Linked DNA regions of Homo sapiens: region 2 is linked to region 1. A link is a contact called in ENCODE Hi-C or POLR2A ChIA-PET data. All regions are on one chromosome and are shown on one strand. The core of a region is the stretch at or near the end of the contact, and the rest is flanking DNA. Distances in the headings are between cores, read along the strand shown.

Evidence for each region. A loop is a pair of places that touch in the nucleus more often than their neighbours do. ChIA-PET counts read pairs that join two places held with the same protein, here RNA polymerase II (POLR2A). Pooled maps may share reads with other maps.
Region 2: a loop to region 1 is called in a map of PC-3, with 6 times the contacts of the local background. The contact joins two enhancer-like sites. A Hi-C loop is called at or near these places in 12 of 168 maps with a recorded cell type or tissue (Calu3, GM12878, HCT116 and 8 more) and 14 of 50 pooled maps. POLR2A ChIA-PET finds 5 or more read pairs at or near these places in 1 of 52 experiments (Panc1).

Annotation. Positions count from the first base shown.
Region 1 is chr1:84,429,645-84,436,330 of GRCh38, reverse strand. No RefSeq gene overlaps it. Among named protein-coding and RNA genes, the nearest start is that of DNASE2B, 35 kb to the right of the region's middle. Within about 2 kb of position 2,895, at least 12 of the 41 ENCODE cell types and tissues checked have a DNase peak (open chromatin) inside an H3K27ac peak, as active enhancers do; they include HCT116 and PC-3, where a contact is called at or near this core.
Region 2 is chr1:84,245,129-84,251,814 of GRCh38, reverse strand. No RefSeq gene overlaps it. Among named protein-coding and RNA genes, the nearest start is that of SAMD13, 53 kb to the left of the region's middle. Within about 2 kb of position 4,259, at least 6 of the 41 ENCODE cell types and tissues checked have a DNase peak (open chromatin) inside an H3K27ac peak, as active enhancers do; they include HCT116 and PC-3, where a contact is called at or near this core.

The DNA of each region.
Region 1 (6,686 bases), core at 1,646-4,145:
ATTCCCCTCTTACAGTCATTGTAACCTGATATTTAGGTTCATCTTCCCACATTCTACAAGGGTTAGGGCATCAGGCTCTTTATTCACTCTGCCTCAGAGTGCTCCTGAACATCCCCTTCAGCAACCTATAGGCCTTCCTAGCCATCCTGAATTCTCAAAACCCCTTCCAGACTTCAGCTCTTTCAGTCTCCCATTGAATCAGCATTTCAGTCCCTTCAGCCTCTCTGTTCTCTGGATCCCATCTTAGTGTCAAAAACTGTCAACCTCACCCTTCCCCCTTCAGCCCATCCTTTCTCTCCATGATGACTTTATTTCCTTTCATGTTCCTCCTGTATGCCACAGCCAAACATTCACTGCTGCCATCTCACCAGGATACTGCTCTTTTGTCTGCTCCATTGGCCATGGCAATCTATAACTCTGAATCTACCCAATTACTAGTTTTTTTTTTCTCTCACCTTTGGTTTACCTGTTGCTGCTGGAGAAAAGTGCTCAACCACACCAATGTTCATCTCTTTTAGTTTTATATTTCTTGTTTTACTGTTCCCTTTATACTGCCTCGAGAAGCTTTTACACATTTTTAGTTGGTTTGATCTTCCTTTCCTTCAATAACAACTGCTGTAGCATGCAATCTTTGTCTCTCTTTGCCCTCATCTCCATGCTATCTTCCTAAAATCATCCTCCACCATTCAAAAGTCACGTGTACCTCCTTTCCTACTTCCTAGTTGTCCAAGAAGAAAATGTATTCTTACTCTTTTCCAAACTCAATTAGTGCTCTTGTTCCTTTCCTCCCTCCCAGCTTCTCTTGAATCTGGTAGAACCAATAATTTCTTCTCTTGTTTGTCTCTCCCTCTTCATTGGCTCTTCCTCATTAACCTTCAAACATGTTCAAGTCAGTCAGTCTCTCATCGGGGTGCTACCTTGCTTCTCTTGATTATTGCCAAATGTCTTCATTGTGTCGTTTGTCCTCATTACTTTCACTTTCTCATTTATCATTTAAAGAGCCACTAAAATTGGGCTTTCACCCAATTTTCACACTACCATACTGAAACTCTCTTGGGGTGACCAGGGTCCTCTTAACAAAGCCAGTGGTTTCTTGAAGTTCTCATCCTTCTTGGCATGTCTTTGGTTTTTAACACTGTTGACTTCTTTCTTGAAATTTTCTTCTCCTTTGACTTCAATCCAATAATAATTTCTCTTAGTTTTTCTCCAAAATCTCTAAGCTTTCTGTTTCACTTTTCCATTAATGGTTCCTCTTCTGCCTATTCTTCAAGTGCTGGTGATGTTCCCCAAGTTTCTATGCTCAATCGTCTTTTCATTTTCTACATTCTTTCTTAGGATGATCTCATGCATACTCATGATTTCAACTGTAACATATAGGTTGATGACTTAAAAATTGGTAACTCCATGCCCCAGTCTTTCTCCTGAACTCTACTCCCTCTGCTAATAGCTAACTGGATAAATTGCAGGCACCTCACATTCGGTGGGGCTCACCTGCCCCACCACAAGCTGACCAGGCCACTCCTACCACTTCTCAGCTTTAATGTTAGATGCATTCAATAAAACCTGAGGTGCAAGACACTTAAGACCTCTGTGGAATTCTCTCTCTTTCTCCTTTTCCTTCATTACAAGTAACTAGTGCTTAGTAAAAGTCACTAGTTAATATTATAAGCAATTTCCTGTCCTGGGCCTTTACAAAAATTCAGTGGCATCCCAAAATAATTAGTAAGGTGAGAAGGATCTGAGTCACCAGGCCCACCCTGAGTTAGAAAAAACAGGCTGGGCGCGGTGGCTCATGCCTGTAATCTCAGCACTTTGGGAGGCTAAGGTGGGTGGATGACTTGAGGTGAGGAGTTCAAGACAAGCCTGGCCAACGTGGTGAAACCCTGCCTCTACTAAAAATACAAAAATTAGCTGGGCCTGGTGGTGCACACCTGTAGTTCCAGCTACTTGGGAGGCTGAGGCAGGAGAATTGCTTGAACCCGGGAGACTGAGGTTGCAGTAAGCCGAGATCATGCTACCATGCTACTGTACTCCAGCCTGGGCGACAGAGCAAGACTCTTAAAAAAAAAAAAAAAAAAGAGCAGGAGAGAGAGAAGAAACAAAGACAACCTCAAGCAGTGGCACATGGTCAGAATTTGCTTTTTGTCTCATATGTAGCAGGAAAGAACATTTCAGGCATCATTTCAGTAAGTTTCTGATATTCTTGCAATGCAATACAGTTTTGCAGGTAAAGCCCAAAGTTATTTGCTAAAGATGTCTAATTGCCCTTTTCATTTTGTTTTAAACTGAAAAAAAGCAAAACAAAGCAAAACAAGAAAACAATATCCTGGACTTCTTGGTCAGCAGGGGGAGCACTATCACTTTGCTCCGGGAAGATTTTCACCAAGGCAACAACTGTCTTTTAATATAGACCACATCCTAGCAACGAGGAGGAAAAAAATAATGACACGATCGATACATTTGCTCCCTGGTGGTTGCAATTTTTAAACACAGCTTTTTTTTTTTAGCCTTTGTATTTGAAAAATGTTTGCTTAGGAAGGGGTCATCAGCTATCTTTTTTTTTTTTTTTCTGTCCTGCCTTTTAGTCACTTTCTAATTTGAGAGAAAGGTATTTAATTCAGAAGACAGGGTTTTAAATGTGTCGTGGAGGCTGGTGTTACAGCACCTGGTTAGTATATGGGCTATGTCTGTGTGACACAGAAATAAAGACACTGATTTGCTCATTTTATTTAAACTAGTCAATACAGTGAGAGAAATCAGTCAAACTGGATTTCTGTCTAAAGTGACCTTTTGTTTGAGTGAATTGATTCAAGGAAATTGAAATGGGGACATGGTGTCCTTCTCAGACTCAGCTGGAGCAAAGCCTATCAAGCGAGGGTGGCAGCATCGTCAACAGGGAGCATCGGGCAACCGGGCTCTCATCTGGCTTCTGCTCTGTGATCTCGGACAGAACGTTTAACTTAACTCTTTGTACCATGATTTCTTCTCTTATAAACATCTCACACTTTTATGATGAGGAAATTATAAAATGGATTTGGAAGCATCTTGAAATATCAAGAAATGTCTATATAATAATTTACACAAAAGACCTAGCTTAGCTCATATACATTCAGACATATATAAGCTATAGAGGCATATATAGTACATATATACCCTATGTGTACATATGTATATATGTGTGTATGTAGCTAAATCCACATATTTATATATATGTAAGATATATATACACACATATATAAGAGATATTATAATTATACACATAAAGGAGGTGTTTAGGTGAAGACAATTCTTTCTGAAAGTATGACAGTTTATAGTAATTTCCCCACTTACAGAATAATAATAGCTTACAGGCAGAAATAATAAAGAATCCAGGACTCTTTTGATAATCTTTTATTTCCTAAAATTCTTATTTGGTGAAGAGAAGTTTATATCACTTATTTTCCATGAACATTTTAAAAAGAAGGAATTCTAATCTGTAGATGCTGCTTTAACTAAAGCTATCCTTATCTAATAATATACCTGATTAAATACTCTGCCAGAGTATTTTTCTTTCATCTCCTTTGTACCCTGAATGGAAGCATTGCATCAAAATATTTCTACAAGCATTTTAAGAGAAATAGATGAATAAGGGGAAATCTAGTTGGCACCAAAGAAACATGCATTTTATTCACTCAGGATCTAAAATGGCTGACTCGTTCTTTTTAAGTAAATCTTTCTCTTTTTCCAAATGACAACAAATAATTTAACATGTGACATTAGGCCTTTTTTTTAAGTAATGAATTTTTAATAAACAAATGGAATGGCTTTCATTTTTAATAATATATTATTCCATTATAAAGTGCAATTTGATCTATTTGATCTGTGGCTAGTTAACTCAGAGGTTAAGAGTGAGGTGCTAATGAATTCCAAGTAATAAGTTTAATTCCTGTGAGGTTCAGGGTTACTCGATACTATGGCTACAGACATATCCCTAATCCTAAATAATCATCCATCTTAAAAATTATTATTGCTATCCAAATCTGAGACCACGCAATGTAATGTCAGGTAAATAAGGCAAAACTATTTCTACCGTTAAGAGGCAACCAAGTCCATCTGCCCACTTGTAAGTGTTTTCAGTATCATCTTGGGATAGCTCCTTCATAATTATATTTTATATTTTTGGAGTACTTAGGAAAGGTATAAGTTGGGGAATTCCAGGTATTTTAATTAAATCCTACAGGACAACTGTGGTATCATACCTGACAAAAAGCTGAAGTACAGTGAAAAATATCTAGACTGGGAACTAGACATACTGTGTTTGAATCCCAGCTCTTCCATTAATCAGCTTTGAGCACTTAGACAAGTCATTTAACCTTTCCCAGCCTTGATTTCCTCGTGAAAATGAAGACAGAAATACCTATCTTCCAGCTTACTGTAGGGTTTAAATGAATTAATATATGTAAATATATGTAAATGAGTTTTTATATATACTTAGCATGGTGCTTGGCACATAATAAGTACTTAGTAAATAGTAGCTATCTCTAGCCTTCTGATCATTATCGGAACTCCTACATAAGAGGTATTGTAAGAATTAAATGAATATTGAATATGGACCACATTTTTTTTCTTTTTGTTTTTTGAGGTGAGTCTCCCTCTCAACCAGGCTGGAGTGCAGTGGCTCGATCTCAGCTCACTGCAACCTCTGCCGCCTGGGTTCAAGCGATTCTTCTGCCTCAGCCTCCTGAGTAGCTGAAATTACAGGCATGCACCACCACGCCTGCCTCATTTTTTTGTATTTTTAGTAGAGACAGGGTTTCACCATGCTGGCCAGGCCAACTCCTGACCTCAAGTGATCCACCTACCTTGGCCTCCCAAAGTGCTGGGATTACAGGTGTGAGCCACCATGCCCGGCCCACATTCTTTCTTGAACTGAAGGTATTTTGTTTATCGGTGAGCATTAAATTCATAGTAAAATATTACTATCTCACTGGGGGCAATTATCTCTTTATTCATTAATTAAAAACTCGCATGACAAGTTATTGTGTATTATGCACAAAATATTGAGATAGGAATAACAAGGGATTTTTTTTTTAAAGTGTGAGTATGAGACTTTCACTTCTGGGTAAAATGTAGAAGTCCATGGAAGGCCAACACTCTCAGTGCAACAACTTGGGGTAACCTGGATAAATGTAGTCCCAGCTACTCGGGAGGCTGAGGCAGGAGAATGGCGTGAACCCGGGAGGCGGAGCTTGCAGTGAGCCGAGATAGTGCCACTGCACTCCAGCCTGGGCGACAGAGTGAGACTCAGTCTCAAAAAAAAAAAAAATTATGTTTTAAAGGCATCAAGTTTCTGTGGAAGCATGTGGATTAGATGAACCAAAATTCCAGATAGAGTAGAATCCTTGCCAAAGTGAGCTGACACTATCTTATATTTTTTCACCAGATATATGCCAATCCTGAGTGTGGGTTGAAGGATTTGCCTACACAGAGAATCTCTGCTGGGACAAAGAAAAACCAGTAAAGTTCTTGACAGTTATAAAGGGATGACGTGACAAATAGGAAGAAGGCAACTCAAACACATGACTGATTTTCCCGTAACATATTTGCTGAATTCTGGTACTGCACAGAGGGATATGAAACTAGGGCAAGAACTTTTAAAAGAGTGAAATCTATCTCTCATTGTCTTGTGATGCTTAGGAAACAGGTCCCCTGGAGACCTTCCCTTACATACACCTCCAGTTTTTTCTTAAGACATTTGCCAAGTATTGAAGCTATGAGGGACAGAGGGCTAAAGATCTAGGCTGGAACTTCTGAAGGACAGAGCTGGATCTCCTGCAGTCTTTCAGGGCTGAGGAGATGAAGACTCCAGGGCTCACAATCACAAGCCCAGAAGGAACATGCTCTAGAATAGGAGCAAATTAGAGGTAGAGAAAGTCTTAATAAAAATGCAGCTCACACTCAACACAGTTTCTCGTTGTATCAATTTCTCATGTAATCAAAAGGACCAACTCCTTACCCTCTCTGCCTAACAGAGGAAAGGGAGAACCCTCTCTGTAGAAGATAGCATTTGGAATCTTCACATTTTTTTATACCCTATGTCTGACACATAATAAAAAACTAGTAGATATGGGACAAGGCAATAAAATGTGGCCAGTAATAAAGAGAAAAGGCAGGCAATAGAAGCAGACTCATAGATGATCTGGATATTAAAGCCAATAGACAAAAGCTTTAGAGCATAAGGCAGAGGCCAACAAAAGAACCAACACTTCCAATATAGACTAATAATTATTTATGGTTGAGTGATGGTTTGTAGGGGGCTGTCCTCAGTTGGGAGAAATTTTCCTGTTTCTCTTGTCCTTATTGAGGGAGGGGCATTGGTAAGAATAGAGGAGAAGTGGTCCTTGGACTGTACACCAGGACCAGGCCTTGTGGCCTAGACTGTGAGTGAGAGTAAATCTTCCAGAGTTCCAAAAGAGTGGTAGTGAGGCAGATTGGGAGAGCTGGGTAACCAAGTCTCAAATACCAAAGAGGAGCAAAGAAGCAGAGGCAAAACGTCCAGGAATCAAAGAGAACTGATGCATGAAGGTGGAGACTAAAGACATTTCCTGATTCAAAACACAGATAAAGCAGCACATAGGAGGCAAGCTGGAGGGAATAGATTTGAGATGTTAACGAGGCACAATCAAGCGGTGGTGGTGATTGTTTGG
Region 2 (6,686 bases), core at 3,010-5,509, 190 kb after region 1:
GGCTCTAGGGAGGAATTCGTTTATTTGCCCTTTCCAGCTGTTAGAGACCACCTGCTCTCTTTGTTTTATGGTCCCCTTCCTCCATCTTGAAAACCAACAAACACAGAATTTCTCTATATCTTCTTCCAGCATCACATCTATCTCTGACCATAGCCTGGAAAGGTTCTCTGTTATTAAGAACTCATAGGATTCAACTGGGCCTACCTGGAAAATCCAGGATAATCTCCCCATCTAAAATTTCATAATCAGGCTATTATCCTAAGTGAATTAAGACAGGAGAAGAAAACCAAATATGGCATGTTCACACTTATAAGCGGGAGCTAAGCACTGGGTAAACGTGACATAAATATGGGAACAATACACACTGGGGACTACTAGAGGGAGGAGAGGAGAAGAGCAAGGGATGAAAAAGTACCTATTGGGTACAGTGCTCACTACCTGAGTGATGGGATCATTCACCCCTAAACCTCAGCATTACACGATATAGCCATGTAACAAACCTACGTGCATATTCCTTAATCTAAAATAAATGTTGAAATTATAAAATAAATTTTGAAATTATAAAATAAAATTTCCTAACTTTAATCACATATGCAAATTCCTTTTTGCCATGTAAAGCAATATATTCACAGATTTCAAGGATTAGGACATGGGCATATTTGAGGAACCATTGTTCTGCTTGTAATACAAAACAAAATGTTTCTAGTGTTAAAAAAAATGAGTTCTCCTTATGTACCATCAATTCAACGCAAGGAAGAGTTCAGTGAGAGATTAATCAAACTATCAAAATTCAAAGACAAAGAAAGAATTCTGAATGCAGCAAGAGAAAAGAAACATACTACATACAAGGGAGCCCTAGTTCAATTATTATGGGATTCCTCAGCAGAAATCTTGCAGGCCAGAAGAGAATAAGATGATATATTCAAAGTGTTGAGGAAAAAACCTGCCAACCAAGAATTCTTTACCTGGCAAACCTGTTCTTCAGAAATGACGGAAAAATAAAGGCTTTTGCAGATAAACAAAAGCTAAAAGCATTCATCACCACTAGATCTGTCTTAAACCATAAATTTAAAATTTATGAAGCAAAATGCTCCACTAACAAAATTTAAAAATAAATAATATTCTGGAAAAAATGTTGCAATATGTACTACAAAAGATTACTCTCTGGTATACATAAAATAGCTCTTGCGAAAGACAACCCAAACACAAATTAGAACAAAGAACATAAACAATTAGTAGAAAAAATGTAAATGGCAAATAAAACCATATTAGGAATCTGAATCAAGGAAAGGCAAGTGAATAGAAGGTGAAACAATGTAAAAAAAATGAGAGAGGTAACTTTTCACACAGTTGCTTGGAGATTGGAGGAAAACAACCAATATAAATATGTGAAAGATGTAGAATGTAAGAAATAGTGGGTTTGAAACAGGAGTTCAAGGACAAGAAATTCAGGTGAAAACATAACAGCAGGACTAGAAAGTATTTTATCCTACAAGTCTCTTAAACTATTATATTTTACACACTTTTAACCTCTCTATGCTGCATTTGAGTTGTTTATTCATTTCTTTCCAGTTTGCAAGATCTGTCTTCATTTGTGTATAGGTAGCTACGCAATAGTCTTCTGTTTTACTTCCCAATGGTTATGTTTTGTTTCTAGAATTTCCATTTGGTTCTTTTCCCAGTCTTCCATCCTTTAAAAATTTAGTAAGATAAATTACTTTGTTTTTTGTTTTATTTCCTCAAATTTTTGGAGTGCTGATTTCCTTTTTTTTTTTTTTATATTTGCCAACTTTCCCTTATGATAGTTGATTTCCTTATGTGATTTGCAAGTTTTTTAACATCAGTTTTTAGGTTTATTTTTTCAGGCGAAATATTGGGTTATGAAAGCATGACCATCATAAGAATTTGCATTTGTATCTGACAAAGGGGTTTAACTAGCCAGACAAGTGTCTATATCAATTGCTCTGCTTGAAGTCTCACACTGTACATTTGATCCCATATTTCTGTAAGTTCCAGGCTTGGAGATGTGATTTCTCGAACTTTTTTTTTTTTTTTCCCTACCTTTACCACCAAATGACAAACTTCTTTTCTGCCATTGGCCAAGGATGAAGGTTGGATACTTCTAGTACCCTTTTCATTGATATTCAGTTTTTAGACTGCAAGTTTAATGCACAAGTATCCATCACCGTTACTCTTTTTGTGTGTGCCTAAGGCAACATCTTTTGACCTAGTGGGCAATAAAACTCCAATGGCCAGTTCCTAGAGCTTCTAGCCACTTCACTATCTCCATGAACCACAAGAGTATCAGCTTTGGCTTGCACCATGGCTTTGAGTACCCCTTTCACTTATAGCACCTGGAAATTTTCTTTATTTTTTTTTTGAAAATTTCTGAGCATTTGAGCTGTTGTTCTGTTTTGCCCAGCATTTCTATGTTTTTATTTATTGATAGAAGCATTTCCACATTGTCTCAGTCCAGAAGTGTCATTTTTTAGATTTAATATGATCATTTGGTTAAGATTTTCCCAGAAATCTCATAGTCCTTGTTGTTTTCAATAATTATTATGAAATATTTAAGGTACACAGAAATGTACACAAATACAATTAACATCCTTATATGTGTCATCCGGGTTAAGAAAGGAAGCACTAATAATAAAATAAAATAGAATAATACACAGGATAATTCCTGTGCCCCCAGCTCCTGAGTTTCATCTCCATTTCTTTTCTTTTCTCCACCCTATAGGTAACCATTACCCTTCATTTGGTGTTTATCATTTCCATGCACTTCTTTTAATTTTTCAATTTACAATATTAGCCAAAGGAGCACTTTAATGTTCCAGGCACTCTTGCAAGAGCTTTAAAAATGCTAACTTCTTATATCTTCTATAAGATAGGTATAATTATTATTATTATTATTATTCCCTTTTTTTTTTTTTGAGACGGAGTTCACTCTCTTCGCCCAGGCTGGAGTGCAATGGTGCGATATCGGCTCACTGCAACCTCCGCCTCCCGGGTTCAAGTGATTCTCCTGTCTCAGCCTCCTGAGTAGCTGGGATTACAGGCATCCACCCCCAGGCCCAGCTAATTTTTGTGGTTTTAGTAGAGACGGAGTTTCACCACGTTGGTTAGGCTGGTCCATTTTGCTGGTGAGAAGAGTCCATAGAGATTAAGTAACTCTTCCACAGACACACAGTTGGTGTTCATGTACAATTTGAACCCAGTTAGTTTGGCTTCATAATCTTTGCAATTAATTAACCACTATGCTGCTACATATATGTATATCCTTAAATATTATAGTAATAATAATAGTCTTATTTCATAAGAAATCAAACTTTACATAAACTGTATATTTAGAAAATTTTCTGCAATTATCTTTTTTCCATTCAGCATTATACTTCTGAAGTTTATCCATATTGATGTTTGTAGGTCTAATTCATTATTTTCTCACCTGTATATAATTTAATCATGTAAATTTACCTCTACTTATTTATTCATTTTCATTTCCATGGCTACTTAGATTGCTTCCAATTTTTTGCTACTACAAATAATTTTGCAAAGAACATTTTAAATACCTATCTCCTAGTAGACAAATGAGTTTTCCTAGGCTATATTTCTATAAGTGAAACATGTGGTCACAGGACATGTGCTTAGGCAATGTTATTAATACTAGATTTTGCCAAGTTTTCCTTTTAAAATGGTTGACCAATTTACATTTCCAATGCAGCGTATGAGAGCTTTTTTTGATTGCTCCACGTCTTTGCTATAGTTATATCATTAGGCTGTTCAGTTTTTGCCCAGCTGATGTGTACACAACAGAATTTTACTGTCATTTTACCCATTACATGCTTAACAGTTCGGCATATCTGTTCCACTTATCTATTGCTGCCTAGCAAATTACTCTAAACTTTAGCCTCTTAAAACAATCAGTTTTTGATGTTTAGAAATTTCATGGATCGCAAATTTAAACAGGTAACAAAAGAAATGGCTTATCTCTGCCCCAGGATGCCTGAGGCCTCAGCTGGGATCACTGACCACTGGGGGTGACTCAACGGATGGGGCTGGTATCATCTGGAGGAATCTTTACATATGCTGGCCATTGGTTCAGATTTCACATGAAGATACTACTGCTGTGAATACTATGTACGGCTTCTACGTTTGGCCTGGGCTTTCTCACAGCATTGTGCTTCACGATAGTTGAACTTCTTTCAGTTTTAGTATATGTGCTGCTGACGTAAGCACGATAGTTGAACTTCTTGTATGGTGACTCAGATCTCCGAATTAGAGTATCTCAGTAAACAAGGTTGAAGCTGTATTATTCTTTTATGACCCAGCTTTTATAAGTCACACTATTGCTTCTCCTGCACTATATGGGTTAGAAGTAAGTCAACAAGGTAAGCACACGTTCAAAGGGAGGGAAAATAGGAGAAATGTCCCCTCTTCTCAATAGGAGGAATGTCAAAGAATCTGCAAACAAGTTTAGAACTGCCATAATGTCCCACAAGTGTTTAGTCATTTTCCCTAAAATAACATTCACTTAACAAAGTATAGTTTGTTTTGAATAATATTTCACATTAATTACGTTATTGTTAAATGTCTTATTGTTAAAAAGTCTTCAAAATTTTTATTAAAAGATAAAAGTGGTGATGAATATAATGAAATTGATACTTTTAACTCATAATAATTTTTAAATCCTAAATTGTGAAGCTGATTCTATTGAGAATATTAATTTTGAATCTATGTATTAGGAGAAACAAATCTTTGAGTTTCATGATTTCTCACAAGTGGTAGAAAAATAAAAGTGGGAGGAGGAGGAAAAAGTCATAAATATTTGAGAGCAAGATCTTGTAGGATTGGGCAATTATTTGCTTCTCATCCATCATGTTGTTTATTAGGATAATTTCTTAACAAGTGGTATGGTATCAGTGAAATGTTACATCTATCACCCTCATCAACCCATAAAGTTTTCCCAAAACAACAGGAAATAATTATTTTATTTTAAAATAATTATTTTCTATACAAAATTGTTGGGTTTTATTTTTAAAGGTGAAGAAGAGATTTTAGTGAACATCGGCTATTTTCTTGTCTGACCAGCACATCTTTCTTTGGAGGACTACCCCTCTCCCAATGCACATAATTCTGATGAGGCTTTCAATCATGTATTTCTCTTTGTCCAGCCACAGAAGCAGGCTCTGACCCAGGCTGGACAATCAGAGTCCCTTTTCGGGCTTGATATAGTGCAGGAGACTTCCTTCTCCTTTAACTGGGACCAAAACTCTTTTGAAAGTGTGAGTCTGGAGTAGCTGGTGGTTTCATTTTCTGCCCCATGGAGAGTGCTTATTGAGGATGAAGTCAATTCTGAGGAAAGCATGGCCCAGAGGTGGAGAGAGAAAGGCAGAGTTCTGATTATATCTTCTGATCTTTTAGATCTTATTGGACAGAAGTCCCTCCTCAGCCTTCCTGGTTATGAGAGTCAGCTGCTGTTCTGTTTTTGCAAAAACGACTTTTCATTGTGTGGTCCGCCACTTGCTAGGGAGAGTGTGTTTGATCACTATCAATTCCAGAAGTACAAAAGCACGATTCAAAGTCTAACTCCTTAGCAAAAATCAGTACTGGACACACTATTATTAGGAAATCTGTAAAACCAGTCCCAAATAACTGACAAGTGATATCTATGGAGGGAAAGCAAAATTAGAAAAAGCTTATCAGTGGCATATAATCTAGAGCAATGTATTTTTACCTTAAAGCTAGGTAAGATGGCTGATGAGTAGATTCTGAATTGGATTTTAGGAGCTGGTGATATATGAAGGAAAAACACTCAGCAGCTTTTTATCACATGGAAAAAAACTTCTGTTTGGTTAGTGATTATTTTCTGAACCATGGTATAAACAGGAATAAGGTTATCAACAGATAAGTAAGTGACAAAGAAGGACATTGCTACTTGAATAAAAGAGGCTTTTTTTTGGATGTCCAATTAACCACATGATTTATTGACAGAAAACAGTCCAACTCAGCCATGTGCTTCCTGACTTTGACTCACTATTTAAAAAATAGTAAAAACTTTAATAAAAAGTTGGTTGTGTTGATTACGTGTTTTTAGCATATTGTGGTGAAGAAATTGGCAGTGAAGATAAGAGGGTTTTTTTTTTCCCTCACATGACGGTGGTCTGGCTGTTAAAAGAAAGGGTTCTCACGAGTTTGAGATATGAAGAATGAGAGGAAACATTTCTTCATGGCAATAATAATGCTAGAGAAGCCATTTTAGTGACATCTGGTGGCTTGCACAAAAGCATATTGATGATGTAGTATCACATTTTCCATCTTGAAATTAAAGGATCAGGCTGGGTGCGGTGGCTCACGCTTGCAACCTTAGCATTTAGGGACGCTGAGGAGGATGGATCACCTGAGGTCAGGAGTTCGAAACCAGCCTGGCCAACATGGTGAAACCCCATCTCTATTAAAAATACAAAAAAATTAGCCAGGAGTGTTGGCATATGCCTGTAATCCCAGCTACTTGGGAGGCTGAGGCAGGAGAATCAATTGATCCTGGGAGTACGAGGTTGCAGTGAGCCGAAATTGTACCACTGCACTCCAGCCTGGGTGACAGAGCGAGACTCTGTCTCAAAAAAAAAAAAAAAAAAAAAAAAAGAAATTAAAGAATCAAGATTTCTTAAGACTGAACTCTGGTGAAA